Regions from separate parts of the Mus musculus genome. Here region 2 is linked to region 1. The links are chromatin loops, found by intact Hi-C in ENCODE. Cell type or tissue: gastrocnemius. All regions are shown on one strand.

Region 1 (8,000 bases):
TTGTGAGTTAAGAAACTGAAATGCCTAGCCCATTCCTCCAGTCAGCAACCGGCTGACGCTGCTGCTTAATGCCACACTTTAAACACTTAGGAATTGTGTATACCAAACTGTTCAAAGCTTTTATAATTAACCCTCAGCAGTACCAAGTCAGTTAGCATCCCCCTCCTCCACTCTCCCTCCAATTTACAAATCCAAGCAGCCAGTAAATGATAGAGTTCCCAAACCCAATCATTCTGAACTTATATCTACCTAGTTGTTACTGTGGTTCTTTTTCATAGCCTTATAAAAAACATCTGAATGGCTCAGAACTTCAGAGGAAACTGGCACAAAGGAACTGTATCTTATATTTGATCCTTAAGTCACTTCAGTAAACATAGGTTAAAAATTGTTCATATCAGAGTTGCTCTTGAAAACCCATGTAAACCTTATAAAGTATACGACATATTGTTTTGTAAGTATGACCCTGCACAATCACCTCAGTTATGAATACAAAAGTTAAAAGCAACTGAGATCAAATGAGGAAAGAGCAGGCTGGCATCTCTTACAGACTCACTCAGACATACGTTAAGCATTACAGACTCAGACTCACTGAGACATACGTTAAATTAAACAAGCAGAATTTTTCCTACATACGTTGCAAATGTCCTTGTTTCCCTCCTCTACCACACAACAGAACTTTCATGATGTCAGGATGCAAATGATGACATTCCTCCTGTTTAAAAAATGTAACCAACCCAAAAGAGAATTGTTCACACTGATAATTTTAGTGAAAGGAGTTTACATAAATTTGAATACCTGAATAAACTAGATTCTTTCCTTCCAAGACGTGACCAAGCAAAAGGCATTCTGCCTGCCATTCGAACATCTTTCTTACACCAAAACTATGGTATTTCTCCAGAACTGCTTTAGGAAGTCCCCAATTTGCCAACAGCAGCTGGTCTATCTGGTCATCAGAAACTCTTCGCTTGTTTGTTCCTTTCAGAAAAACAAAAACAATTTAATTACCTCCAACATACAAGTTTAGTAGTTAAACCTGTTTGAATTCCTACCAAACTTAAAACACATCTTCACTTCTAGAGACCTATTAAGAAACTGATCCTATACAGAAAAATGCTAGCAATTTTTTATTTACTAGATGAAAATTTGAAAACTCTTAAGAGCCACAAACAAAAGTGTGCTATAGCTGGGCGGTGGTGGCACAAGCCTTTAATCCTAGCACTTGGGAGGCAGAGGCAGATGGATTTCTGAGTTCAAGGCCAGCCTGGTCTACAAAGTTGAGTTCCAGGACAGCCAGGCTATACTGAGAAACCCTGTCTCGAAAAAACCAAAAAGTGTGCTATACACACTGAATAAAAAGTTTGTACAGATGTGGAGGTAGAAGGGTGATTAAGCATTACAAAGCTGTTAGATGAGTTTCTCTTTACGATTTAGTACTGAGGTATCTGCATAACCAAGGGCAAAGAATTATGAAATGCACTGGTGTAGGCCTATAATCCCAACATTTACGGATAAACACCCTTGGTCCGAGATCGAGACAGCACCCAGCCTGACCTAGAGCAAGCCCTTATCTCAAAAAAGCAAACAAGAACTGGGTTAAGGTTCTAAGACAACATGTGCCTTCCAGCTTTGCTCTTTGCAGTCCAAAGAGCCTGCATCCTACACCACACCCAGAAATTTGGTACTTATATATATGAAGTTGTACCACTGGACATTTATCCTAAGCAAACCCTCGACATGGTGACAGGATCTGGCCAACTTGGAAGTTGTTTCTGGGAAGGTGTAAAGACCCAAAAACCAAAGAACGCCCATATCTACTGGGGCAGTGGTGGACTAAAACACCATCAGCTGTGCATGCTGGCCAAGAGGGAAGCCATCCCCAGGGTTGAGTCCCAGGCCGGGTACTGGATAGCAGCCCTGCCTCCAGCTATCCAGCTCCGGTGCGGGAGTGCATGGCCCTGATACTCTCGCAGCCCATCTCAACCCCTGCTGCCCTCGGCCGCGTCGGCCCCGCGGGTCGAGTACCTGTCCCTGTGAGCCTCCGGCCGCGTCCCAGCCCCGGAGGTGGACTCAGCACCGGTCCACACCGGAGCTGAGGGCTAACAAAGCTATCACCATCTCCCGAGAACGTGTCGGAGCCGGACGATGAACGCCGCCGTTTCCTACTCCGGCGCGGAAGACTCATTGCAAACAAGCTCCTCTCGACTGTTCAGGACACGACACAGTCCCATAGGCCTCCCGCGCGGGAGAACCCCAACCTAGTGACAGCTACCGCCTCCATCTTCCCGCCTCCATCTTCAAATGCAGGCCTCCCAGCACGCCCCGGAACCACAGAGTTCTCCTGGCTAGAATAACCCGACTACCATAGAGTGGTGAGGGACGGAACAGCCCGCGCTGATATCTGGCTTCCGGCCTCCGCTGGCGGCTGGGGATAGAAAAGGGGATAGAGTGCTGGAGACATTAAAAGGAACGGAGCATCTGACTGCATTCGTAGATTGTTCTAAAAACATTCCTCCTGTTTTTACTTATTTCTGGTTTGAATCGGAAGCTAATGAGTTGCCCTTATGTGAATAGATTAGGAAAGTATCTCTTCTTTACTATTGTATTGTGTTTGTTTCTTTTTTGTTTCTTCAGATTGTGTAAAAAAAAAAAAAAAAGTAGGGTTTTTTGGTAGAGCGTAATTTGTGCGGTTTTCCTCTTGTCAAATACGTGAATTAAAATAACAGATGGGGGTGGAGTAGAGGACACGCCCGGGTTAAACATTCCAGGCTGTAGACTGGTTCAGTGTCAATTATTTTGGGTTATCTCGGCCCCTTAAATAGCCACTTGTTTGGTCACACAACTCTGTCATGTTCTTGTGACTATTAAGTAAGTCGTTTGGGAATGTACGAATTTGGGAATGTAGCTTCCACCAACCCAAAAGCTAAGCATGTTATATGCATCTGAGCCTTACAGCAGAAGTTTCTCTTGATTTGCTGGATCTAACCTACCTGAAGTTTCCATTAACATCAATGTATCTTTAAACGTCTTCAGTTATAGCTCTCTTTGCTCGGAAATATAAAAACTCTGTAAAACTGCTACCACAAAACAGTATATAGAACAATTTAAATTTGTCCCTGGGGCCATAGTAACTCATATTTGTTCCAGAATAAATTTTCTTATTCCCTCTGAGTTGAGAACTGCACTTCTGTGTTGGCAGTTGATAGGGAAGGGATTATTTCTGCGGTTATATCCTGAGGATTGTATGATCAGAACTGGAGATTCTGGATAGATCCCTTTGGTGTTGAAAGAGGAGGCTCTGAAAGCACATGAGGGGTCATTCTGAACAAGGAAGTTAGTTATAGATGTGCTTTGACCAACTTCTGGACGTAAATCGGTGCCTGGTACTTGCCTAGTTCCACAGTTCATCTCACCAAGCCAACAAGTGGGTGACAAGCCTATCCTGAAGAAATTATGGCCATTGGTTTGGGGGAAGGATGTGGGGAGTGAATTTAGGAAGTGGTTAAACAATATTCTAAAATCCCACCAGAGGGAGGCATTACTCCATGAAAGAAACGCTTCCTTCCTTTATGCATTTATTCACTAGGAAATTATTGGGCATCAACAGTACACTAGTCTCAGTGTCAGTGATGCAGGGTGGAACGCTTCCTGCTCTGAAAGATACTGGTACAAACATTGACTAAATTAATTATTAATTTAAATTGTGACTACTGCTCAGGGAGAAATTCCTAGGAACAGAGGACTATCAAAGGAATCCTGACTTATAGTCTCAGTGGAAACTAAAAGTCCAGCTGTAGACCTACACAGTCTGGGTCTGGGTTTAGAATGTATTGACTGTGCTATCTTGGGCATCTTGCATAACCCCTCAGTATTCCCACATCATATGAGAAGAGTAGGAGTCTATTATCTGTGGATGAGTATACAGAATGCTGAGACCAGGGCTGCCACATAAGTTCTGTTCAGAGAAAATTACATTACATATTTTAACAAGCCCTAATAATAATTCAAGACTGTAATGAAGAAAGAATAAGCCAGAGAAGTCTCTTACGATTAGCCCATCGAATACTAACTTACTTTATTATGTGAACCATGAGGAGATAAGAAAGTCCACTGGGGAAGCATTGAAAGGGATGGTCTGTGTCCTGCCACAAGCCTAAACTACGCATTCAAATCTTCAATATTTATTCCCAGTATTTTTTAAGTCTTCAAAACTAAACCCAAAGCTACTTCTCAAAAATATCACTACCATATACCTGGCCATAAACCCACACTTCGGGAGGTTGTAGGCCCCAATAAGCAATCGACTGGTGTTGAATTGCTAAATGGGCATGTTACTTTGCCATCAAAAATGTATCCTTAGACCCATAGACTAATCTTATTCTCAACTTTGGCAGAGAAACATCTTTCTGTAGCTAATGCCGAGACTCATAATTGGTCAGAGCGCTGGGAACAGATGACTGTTGAATGTTCAATCCTAAGAGGGGTATCGATATAAACCCTTCCAAGGCTCAGAGAACACTTGGGAAGAGGGGCCTAAAGAATGTAAGGAGGATGGGGGCAGTGCTGTGAGATGCTGTCTTCTGGACGTGACATAGCTGTTGCACTCCGTGAACTCACCACAGCTGTGGTCACATGATCAAAACAACAAGATCAGTCAATTTTCCGACAGGCAGCAGTGACTGAACTCAGTAAAAGAGAAGACTTAAGTTCCCCACTAGCACCCACGCAATAAGCCAGACAGCAGCAACCACCTTTAATCCCATCACTAGGGAGCTAGAGATGGGAGGATTCCTGGGGCTTGTTTAAATAGCCTCAATGAGAGAGCTTGTCTCATAAAATAAGGTGGAAACTGATAGGTGAAAAGTAACTGAATTCCTGGCTTCGATAACATGTTTTAATTGCCTTTTCATGTACTGCTTGACTATGAGGAAAGGCAGAAGATGATTCTTAAGGGATTGTGTTTAGGAGCTACAGAGGGAAAATTATCTGAAATGTAGGTGGAAGGGGAAAGAAGTTTATTCTTAAGTAGGTATATATCAAGAGAGAGGCTAGACCAACCCCATCAAGGCTTAGAGAACATCCAGAAATGAGTGCAAACTGACTTCTAATTTTAAAAGTTTACTCCCAGACTCTTGTCCAACTCCCTTTCCTGTAGAGCATTAAATTAGTTAAACTGCTCTATTCTGGCTGCTGGATTCTTGAATGAAACACACACACACACCAGTTAATTTTTATATGCCTTAGCTAGCTCAATGGCTGGGCACTTCTAATCCTCCCTGTGGCTAGCATATATTTCTTTCTGACCTTCTGATACTCCTAGCTTAACACCTTTTTCTTTTTAAATTTATTTATTATATGTAAGTACACTGTAGCTGTCTTCAGACACTCCAGAAGAGGGCATCAGATCTCATTACTGGTGGTTGTGATCCACCATGTGCTTGCTGGGATTTGAACTTAGGACCTTCGGAAGAGCAGTCAGTGCTGTTAACCACTGAGCCATCTCTCCAGCCCAGCTTAACACCTTCTAATTCTATGTTTTATCTTTGCTGTGCCCTTACCTTCTGGGCAGTTCACCCAATAGGCCCACTTTCCCCTTCCACCTACATTTTGGATGATTTTTCTTCTGAAGCTCATAAACCCACCCTCTGCCTCTGAGTCATAGCAAATCTCTCTCTCTCTCTCTCTCTCTCTCTCTCTCTCTCTCTCTCTCTCTCTCTCTGTCTCTCTCTCTCCCCCCCCCCCTTCGGGTTTGATGAGCCATCCTATAGGAATATGGAAGATTTTGTTGCAGAAGGTAATTTGAACTGTGGAAGCCTGGTTCTAGAGGTTCAAGAGGAGAAAAATTTTAAAACCTGGCCAGAAGACTTTTTGTGGTATTTTGAAGAAGAATGTGGCTGCCTTTTGTCCTCGTCTGAAGAGTCTACCTGAGGCTAAGGTGAAGAAATGTATATTAACTTTGTTGACAAAGGAAGTCTCAAAAAACTCCATCAGAGACTTTGTTCTCTGATTAAGTCACAGGAAGAGCATTTTGAACAAGGATAGCAAGCTTAGAAAGGAAAAATATAGACTATATGGTTTGAGTTTTAAAGGGGCACCAGGAAGTGAAATGGAGCTGAATCCCATGTTTTAGGAGATAGCAGATTAAGGGAGTGAGACTTTGGGGCAAGATCCTACCCAGCTAAGTTTAGATTCAGGCATGGTGGTGCACACCTTTAATCCCAGGATATAAAGCCAAGCAGATCTCTAAATTCAAGGCCAGCCTGGCACAGAGCAAGTTCTAGGTGAAGAGAAGCTTAAATGCAGGTATGGTGGTACATACCTTTAATCCCAGGAGACTGGCAGGCAGATCTCAGAATTCAAAGTTAGTCTACAGAGCAAGAACCAGGACAGCCAAGCATAGGCAGTGAAGGAGTTGGAAAACAGAAAGCTGATGAAAATGTAATAGAACAAGGGGGCCATGTTCCAGCCCCTGCAAGCAGCAGAACTCAGCAGCTTCAGCCATGTGGCTCTGGCTTTAGTGTGTAAAGCAGAAGGGACAATTGATGCTGGTTAGCTGGAGCTAAGAAATTAGTGTTGATTAAGAAGTGTCTAGCGTCATCAAGGTGAAATCTTCTGGGAAGTGTTTTGTGAGAGCACAAAGAAGCTGTGTTCCAGAAATCCCAAAAATGTACCTCATGCTGAAGCTGTATGTGGTAATGTGTAAGAGCCACCCAGGTGGGACTGGTGTTGAAGGTGTAAAGGGGTCATGAAGAGCAGCTGAGGCTTGGCACTGTGAAAGGCTGTGGAGGGCCATTGGTGAAGGTGCAGCCTCAGTTGCAGTTGGTGGCCCAAGACTGAAGTGGTCGTGCAAGGATTTGAGGCTTATCACCACGAAGAGAGTCTTTGAGAGGCTATTGGTGAAGCCTAGTTGCAGCAGAAGACCCCAGCATATTAGAGATGTCAGTACCATGGATGATCACCAAGAATAGTAGCAACAGTGGAGTGGATCAGCATGAGCTTAGAGTGATACAGAGGGCAGAGCTGCAGAAGTGATGCCAGCTCTTTTGGAGGAGACCAGAGATCATGTGTGGATCCCAGACATTGAAACAAAAAGCTGTAACATAGAAGTTGCCTTGGAGACCCCAAGATGTTGGAGAAACCAAAACCGTGATCTATCTGCTGAGAAAAGCTTCTAACAGAATACAAACAGCCCAGGAGAAATAAATATGTTGCAGTAACAAAAATGTAAAAGGAGTTGGAGATCTGAAGACCTCTTTGGCATCAGACACGGAGATGCAGAGTTTGGAGTTTGACCAGCTGGTTTTCTGTCTTGCTTTGGGGATTACAGTTAAGTGGTTGGATGAATCTCAAAAGAAACTTTGAACTTTGGACTTTTGACATTGTTGATACTCCTATAGACCATGGGGACTTTGGAAGTTGGACTAAAAGTACTTTTTAAATTATGCTATGGCTAGAAATGCCCCCCCCCAGACTCATGTATTTGAACAACCTATGGGGGTCAGGGAGTGTAATGTGATGGTTTATATATGCTTGACCCAGAGAGTGGCACTGTTGGGATGTATTGCCCTGTTGGAGTAGATGTGTCACTGTGGGTGTGGGCTTTAAGACTCATCCTAGCTGCCTGGAAGTCAGTATTCTGCTAGCAGCCTTCAGATGAAGATGTAGAACTCTCAGCTCTTTCTGCACCATGCCTGCCTGGATGCTACCATGTTCCCACCTTGATGATAATGGACTGAACTTCTGAACCTGTAACCCAGCCCCAATTAAATATTGTCCTTATAACAGTTGCCTTGGCCATGGTGTCTGTTCACAGCAGTAAAACCCTAAGACAATAACCCAGACTTCCCCGAAGGAGACAATGTTCCTTCTTTGGCCCCCATATCCTATATTATACAGGAGGCTCACTCTGGCTTTTCATATTGTATATGTTTCTTCGCTATCTCTGCTGAGATAAACTGTGTATGTGGTGGGCTACAAACTTCTTGTCCTTTAATTCTTTATGT
Region 2 (8,000 bases), 940 kb after region 1:
TGGAAGGACAGGATGAGCTCCTCAAATTGTCCTCTGGCCAGACATAAGTCCACATGTGTGTCCTCTACTCTCCCACCATGCACACATCCACACAATAATACAATTTTAAAAGAAATGTTTACAAACACAGTGATAGTAACTACTGATGCACACTTGTTCCAGGATTGTTGAGAATTATAAGTTATTGTTAAATTTCATAGGTAGATTACAAAAAAAAAGGCTAAATCTCTCACCAGGCCCATTTCCTTACAGTGGAAGAAGCATCGAGCCCTTATGTCAATTCCAGAAGGGCCTAGGACAAAGGCTGGGTAGTGTAAAGTCAGCTCAAAATCAATTGTGTACACCCAAATAAATATTTCTAATAGAAATTCAGAAACCCACTCTGGAAAGAAATAGTGAGTTGATTCTGTCCAAGAGAAACATGACCTGGGTCTCAGCTGGGGAGAAGGGAAAGGTACTTCTAAGTGAGTGACGGACGCAGGGAGGAAGCATGGGAAACAGGAGCTTGTGCTGAGGAAAGTTAGGAGTAACAGGGCAGAGAGTTCAAATACATGCTAGATATGGACAGGGCTGGGAGAGAAGCTTTTGGAAGACTTCGTCTAGGCATTTTAAGATTTTGGTTGTGTTTTCCAAGACAGGTTTCTCTGTGTATAAACTTGGCTGCGCTAGAACTTACAATGTAGAGCAGACTGCCCTCGAATTCACAGAGATACAGCTGCCTCTGCCTCCCAGTTAAAGGCATGTACCACCACTGCCCGGCCTAGGGATACCCACATGCCATGCCAAGTCCTTAGAGCTTAGATTCTAAATTCAAAAGAGGACACAAAAGTGACTAATGAGACTTACCCTAAAGCTGCAAAAATCACAAGTCCCACATGCCCTTGACTCCTAAGTGCTGAGATTAAAGTTGTGAGCTACCATGCCCAGCACGTGTTTTTCTTGACCAGCCCTTGACTGTGTTTCCCTAAGAGTCAAAATTTTCAAGTTTTTGTAATGCTGGTAATAAAAAAATACACTGTGCTTACAGTCAGAAGTGTATCAGATATCACCATGTACAGAGTGTACCTGACAATGGTAATAAATGACGGTTACTGGTTTATGTATTTATCATGCTATTCCTTCCATCATTACTTTAGCATATTTTCCTTCTACTTAGAGCAGCTTCATAGATCTCCTGTTTACTGCATCCCAATTGCATCATGAGGCCATGACAGGGATTGGCTTAAACCTAGATAAGGTTTAATTACTGTTCATATTTGCACAACATAAAATCACTTGTAAGACATTTCTCAGAATATATCCCCATTATTAAGCAATGCATGACTGTACAGGAAACATTTTGCCTGTGTGCAATTAACTCTGCCTAGAATTCAACTGGTATTATCTAAGGCTCAACTCAATTATGACCTCATTTTCTTTCTTTTTGAGCTCTCCCACACTAGCTCCAGAGTCGTTCGTCTTCATGTTTAAATCCTCACTTAAAGCTCCGCATCTCATACCCTGTCCACCATAGTATCTCCCAGAGCCTGGGAGCTGGAGGATACTGGTAGTGACCAAACTGTTCACCCTGAAGTGCATGGGAAAGTCCCAAGTCCTTGTAGGCAAGGCTTTTGGGAATGAAAGTTAAATGGAGGTCACAACCAGGCACCCAAAATACAGTTTCAGCTACTTGAGAGGCAGTGGCAGGACTTCTTGAACCAGGGTTACCGGGGCCAGCCTCCACAACATAGTGAGATCTTGTCAAATACATACATACACAAACAGATACACAAATGGAGGTCAGCAGGGCAGGAACCCTAATCTGCCACAACTGGGGTCCTCATTGGAAGAGGAAGAGATATGAGTGACATTGCTCCAACTGCAGAGGAAAGGTGTGAACACACAGTGAGAAAACAGCCTGCATGCCAGGAAAAGACCTCACCAGAAGCCAACCCCAACACAACCCTAATCTTGGAATTCTGGCTTCCAGGACTTTAAGAAACCACATTTCTGCTGTTTAAGTCACTTAGGACTGTAGTATTTAGTTACGGCTGCATGAACAGGCTAAAAATGTACCCAATAGCTGGGCGTGGTGGCATATGCCTTTAGTCCCAGCACTTGGGAGGCAGAGGCAGGAGAATTTCTGAGTTCAAGGCCAGCCTGGTCTACAGAGTGAGAGTATTCCAGGACAGCCAGGGCTACACAGAGAAAGCCTGTCTCAAAAAACCAAAAAATAAAAAATGTACCCAGTAAATTGTTGATTATATGTTAAAATGAGATTTGAAGCATCCAATTTTAAACTTTTTAAAAAATTCTATTTAGCTTTGGAAATAGGATGTTTTCTGGGAATGCTACAATGAAGGGGAATGCAAAAAGTTCAAAACTCTTTAAAAACCTTTTAAGCTTAAAATACATAGTTGTGTGAAAACAACATTAAGAATTACTAATAGTTGGAACTTGACAGAAAGTGACAGGGATTGCATAGGAAAGCCCATGAGAAAACTTTTGAAAATAAAAGGATCAATTTTGATGTTGACATAAGTCTGCCTTAAGAATATGTCCATGAAACTAGGAGGAGCATTTGTAAATACCTGTGCCCTGCATCATATGCAAAATATAACCCTCCAAATAGTAAACAAGTCCGGAACTTCATTCAATTTGCATGCAGCATATTTAAAAGCACTCATTTGTTTCAAGTGACTTTAAAAACCCTTTTTTTTGTTTGTTTGTTTGGTTGGTTGGTTGGTTTGTTTGGTTTTCTTGGTTAGGATACCTACATACAAAGTGATCTAACAACTCTTGAGAATATTAATTTTGTTTAGTAATTTGTGAGAATTCCAGTCAACCATGTTTTTCATAATTTTACCAAATTCATCTAAATGTAAATGCCATAGTAATGTTTTACATTGTTACAGTACCTTCATGTATGTTCTGGTTCTATCTGTGAAGGAGTGGGAACAAAAATTAATGCCTATTTACAAAATTAAAACATATGCTAAGACTGGTTCTGGGTAAACAAATCTTTTGATTTTTTTTTTTTTTAAACTCACAGATTCATTAGGTCTTTTGGCCAAGGGGCTGGAGAGATGATGGTTCAGTGGATAAGAGTATCTGTCTGTTCTTGCAGAGGACTCAGGTTCAATTCCTAGCACCCATATGGCAACTTGCAAAAGTTTGTAACTTCAGTCCTAAGAGATACAATGCCCTCTTTTGGCCTCTGCAGCTAATGCACAGATGTGGTGCACAGAAATACATGCCCACAAAACACCGATGCCCATAAAAATAAATGTTAAAAAAATACTTTTGGCCTAATTATTTACCAAATAAATCAATTTGGTGAGGTTATCTTCAAGAATACCACTACCTACAAGCTACTCAAAGTATTACGGTTACTACAGATAGGGAAATGACATGTTTAACAAATTTTACTATCTCTACTTAAAATACACTTTTAAAGGTCATGTTTTTTTGTTTTTTTGTTTTTTTGTTTAGCTTCAACTCTAATTTAATAGCAGAACCATCATTGTGAATTGATCAACATCCGGATCGTTATTCTTGAATTCTTGGTTAACTATTCAACCTTTGAAATTTTTAGTACCAAAAAAGACACATATTTGACTTAAGTGTTACACCTTCTCTCGGGATCAAGAAGGCGATAGCACAGACCAAGTATTTGACTTAACCCTCCCCCAAGCTTCCAAATATTCATTGTATCGCACCACACACATAAAAAGGCACTATGCCAAATACTTTATCAAGTACACAAGGTCTCTTTCACTTTTTCTCTCCCACAAAATCTCAACTTAGAAGTAGGGGAGTTTTGGTAGAAGCTGGGAATGAAGTTCGGAGAACTACTGAACTATTAACTATCCCTACCCACAGCTTCAGAGCTCGGCCTGACCGCTCCAGAATGACCCGGTGAGCCTCCGGCACCTCCTACGCTGAGCACCTCCGCTTTCCAAGGCCACCCCCAGCCCCCATGACCTCCAAAGGCTCCCCTATAAAAAGCTCTGAGCAACTTGCTTTTCCTACAGTTTGTCTATCCTCCCTTCCCGGACCAAAGCACCGACTGGGACGTGGGGACAAAAGGCTGGACAAGCTTGCCACGTGTGGAAAACCTCATCACCTGGAACTCGGCGAACTCTTCACAGTTCACACTGCCACTGGGCGCCGCCATATTGAACGAACACGAGGACCCCCGCAGCCGACCAATCACCGTGGAGCAGAGGTGTCCGCGGTGCTGCCTGACAGCAAATACCGTGAGCCCGGGCGGTTGCCTTTCCTCTCGCTAAGCCTAGAGCATCGGGTTGCTAATGAGGGATGAGCCCCTCGAAGAAGCGTCGAGAAACTAACGGCGTTTGGGGAGGTGAGGGTGGGCAAGCGGTGAGAATGACTAGATGTTTTTAAAAACATAGCTAAGTGGAAAGCAGGCTTCCTTCGGGCATTCCCGAAGCCCGGACGCCATAGGGCCCTGGTCCCGAGTCCCTCCGCGTGTGTGACTCGCTTGCACAGTCCTAAAACACTACTCAGCGCTTCGCAGTTGGCAGACATCGCCCTCCCTCCTCCGCCTTCATCATGCCCGGGCAGGCAGGGCGTTTGGCCGCATCCTCCGCTCGTCGCGCACGTCCCGCACGCCCGCTGCGTCACGCCGGCACGCCCCGCCCACCCCGCCAGCGCCCTCCCCACGCGGGCCCTTGGTGACATTGAGCGCCAGCGCCGCGGCCGCCGTGGGGTGCTGTGCGTCGGCGGAGCGGGTGGCCATGTGGAGCCTCGGCGGCCTGCGCCTGGCGGCTGGTGAGACGCGGGTCTGCGGGCGGCAGGAGGGGGCATCGCCGGTGGGGGTGTCCTGCTTACTGCAACCGTGTGAGGACCGCAGCGCCTTAGCAGACGCGGGGGGCTGGCCGAGACCCTGGTATCTGGCGCTCATTCACGCAGCTCCCATCTTAAGTTAGTGCCTTGATGCCTCCACCTGGTCCCCATCCTCCTGTGAGCTCCTATTAAGAGTTATCCACGGAAGTAATGCTTTCCACCCTGACTTTCTCCTATCCGTTATTCTACTTGTGCCTTCCTACTTGTCCCTCCCTCTTTAGGTGAGGGACTCAAAGATCTCACAGAATACGAGTAATTGTTGCCTTAAGTTGTGGGTGGTAGTACATACTTTTAAACAATAGTGCGGTAAGTGCCGGGACTCTCTTAGGGGAAAGTGTTATGCTAATAACGTAAGGTCTATAGCCTGTTTTCTCAGTAAACATTGGAGCGGTTGAGTGTTTTGGAGTCTGGTAACGTGAACGTATCCCGCCTCGGGGAAATCTAGAGAGCCTTGAATTATCAAGTTGAGAAATCAGAGAGTTTGCAGCTTGTATCTTGAGGGTCTTTAGAGGGTAGCTTACCTTTTGATCATCTTTATGAACTTTCATGATCTATCCTTTGTTCCATGGCATCAAATTACTACAGAGTTGTTAAATTTTTAGAGAAAGAATAGCTCCACGTTTTGTTATTGGAGTAATGTATATTGTAAATGTAATTGAAGCAATGCAAAAAAAAAAAAATAGTACATGGAGAATAGTTGCGTAAAGAGTAGCCGGTGAAGAGGTTAGATTTTACCGACTGAAAGACCTTTCAATGGGTCAGCATTGCTTACACCCTTAAAAACTCACACCCACTCTGCTCTAGAAAGAAAACGGAGAAAGAGAAAAAGCACTCATTCTTTTACTGGTTTTGATTTGTATCAGTTAAGATCTAATCATCTAAAATCTCGATGTGCATGTTTATTAAGTATTACAAAGTTTTCAAAAGAGCAAGCAAAAGAATCAGCAACCTGTGAGTTATGTGAAAGTCACTTAAACACTGGCAGTAGTTACTTTTCTAGACTGTAGCACACGTCATGGAAAGCTAAAGTGTCTTGGAAGATTTCTGATGTTTTGGAACTTCTCTGCTGGGCCTCTAACCAAGACAGACTTCCTTGCACAATTTAACAACAATTTTACTTCCGATGGGGAATGTTTTAATAGCACACCAAGGATGTTATGGGCAACGACTGCCAGGTGATCTGTGAGTGTCTGGTGTGTTGTGAGCACCTTCCAGTGATTTCTTTTACTTTTACCTATTTTATTAATAAAAGCGCTTTCTGATTTACATTATCTGATTTCTACAGCGCCCCCCTTGAATCTTATTCCCTCCTGTCTTTATAAATAAACATAAATCACAGGGCTAAATAACTTGTGTAGCACCACCTGGTGATAAAAGTCAGCACCAAAGGAGGGCAGTGAGTTTGTGTTATCCGAGTTCCTTGCTGCTGTTGATGCTGCTGCTGGAATATGCGCATGTGTAAGTTAACCATCTTATAGCCAGATGGAGCTTTTTTGTTTTCTTTTGGGACATTCACTATGTAGCTCCGGCTGCCATGGACCTCACTATGTGGACCAGGCTGGTCTCACAGATACCCTCCCCGGTGCAGCTGGGGCTCCTTAAGGTGAAATGCAGATGTGTTTGTGAGGTGGACATACACTTTCATACACAAATGGACTTTCAAGAACCAACTGCGATTTGATAAATAACATTGACCAAGTGTGTGGCAGCTCAATTAGAAATGTAATCTAGGCATTGTTTTCTTATTCAGAATACTATTCAGAATAAGGTCCTCAATTTAAGCAGTGGAGCTGTGCGTAACCGCTTCCTTTGGAACTCCTGGGTGGACTCCCTTCGCAAACAGCCTAGAGGGTTTATGGGCTTTAGTTGCTTGTTGCATGAATGTAGTTGTAGATAGATGCAGGTCAAAGTTGTTACAGAATTGCTACAGGTGAGAGGTCTTGTGAGCTTCTGAAATCATGTTCTGACGTTTATGATCATGTACTAGGAAGAGGGACCGAGGCTTAACGTCCATATCCCAGCAGTGCCGGTTCTCTTAAGAAGCACAACTGTTAAGACTCCGAGGCTAACTAGCTTCTCACCCACCCTGCCATGACTTCCATTAGCATCAAGATTAGCTTTGCCATAGAGTTACTAAGTTCTCAGCTCTTACAAGTATCTGTTAGTACATATTGTTTCGATGGAAGGACTCTAGGAAATATCTTGGATTAAGCAAATATAAGGTAAGTTTTCACATCTCTTTTCTCCTGAAAGCTGAATAAAATAGATACAACTTTTAAGATATTGTATCTTTATTTAGATGTGTGTTGTATGTGGAGTCTGTGTACACATTTTGTGCCCGGGTGAAGGCCCAAGAAGGACATGGGTTTCCTGCTCCATCACCCTACTTTATTCCCTCACTGAGCCTGGAACTAGGCTGGCAGCCAGCAAACCCAGAGATCCTCAGGTCTCCACCCCTCACCGCGCTGTTCCTTACAGCACTAAGGAGCCACACCTGGCTCCTTACGTAAGGGTAGAGGAGTCAGACTTATCCACTGATCCATCTCCTCGGCTCCAAGACATTGTAGCTTTCAGTAGGGTGATTGAGTCAGAAGAATGAATAGACTTACATAGTATTCTTCGTACCTTGAAGAAGTTCTGTTGCCCTGTGCTCCATTGACTTGTCAGCTTTTACAGTGACCTTTTCATGGCTGTCACCAGTGCAGAAACCATGGGCTTCCCCTGTCTAACCCATATCCCAGAGCACTGAAGCCAAGCAGTATTTGAGAAGTCATCTAGTCCCTTAATGTATGCAGATGAAGGAACTTAGTACTGCTTTTGGCTTCTTGCCAGTGCCTCATTACTTACCCAGCTGTCCTGGAACCCTCAGCCTCTGAGCACTGGGATGTCAGTGTGCACCGCCACCCTGGCTGCAGGAGGAAACATACGGCATAGGAAGGGAACTTGCTTGCTAAGGGTCACGTAGGTTCAAAGCTGGGACATAACCAATATCTGCCTCCCACTCTGATTTTAGTTCTGCTCCAGTTTGCTCCTTCATTGTTCTTTTATCTGTTCTTGCTAACGAACCCTAAATGAGATCACATCCATTATAACTACTACAATTTTGACTTTGCTTATCATATTGCTCCAGGTAATGCCAGTGAGTTTCTATT

Evidence for each region. Hi-C counts contacts between places; a loop is a spot of excess contacts. Peaks named below come from ENCODE experiments on the same cell type or tissue, not always from the same donor. Only the 100,000 strongest peaks of a DNase experiment are listed, where the experiment ranks them.
Region 2: a loop joins it to region 1, with 4 times the contacts of the local background. A loop is called at or near these places in 5 of 42 quality-filtered maps.

What each region holds. Positions count from the first base shown.
Region 1 is chr16:37,006,082-37,014,081 of GRCm38, reverse strand. Polq (polymerase (DNA directed), theta) reads right to left here and starts at 2,296. Exons shown (of 30, transcript NM_029977.2): 1 at 2,023-2,296; 2 at 796-975. The coding sequence starts at 2,182. In gastrocnemius, CTCF peaks have their summits at 2,431, 3,530 (motif pointing right) and 5,387 (motif pointing right); DNase peaks (open chromatin) are centred at 2,360 and 3,590; H3K4me3 peaks cover 1,371 bases; H3K27ac peaks cover 3,034 bases.
Region 2 is chr16:36,068,243-36,076,242 of GRCm38, reverse strand. It overlaps Fam162a (family with sequence similarity 162, member A), which reads left to right and starts at 4,682. Exons shown (of 5, transcript NM_027342.2): 1 at 4,682-4,773. The coding sequence starts at 4,740. It overlaps Ccdc58 (coiled-coil domain containing 58), which reads right to left and starts at 4,583. Exons shown (of 5, transcript NM_198645.2): 1 at 4,106-4,583. The coding sequence starts at 4,156. In gastrocnemius, a CTCF peak has its summit at 4,719; DNase peaks (open chromatin) are centred at 4,192, 4,610 and 7,270; H3K4me3 peaks cover 4,237 bases; H3K27ac peaks cover 4,502 bases.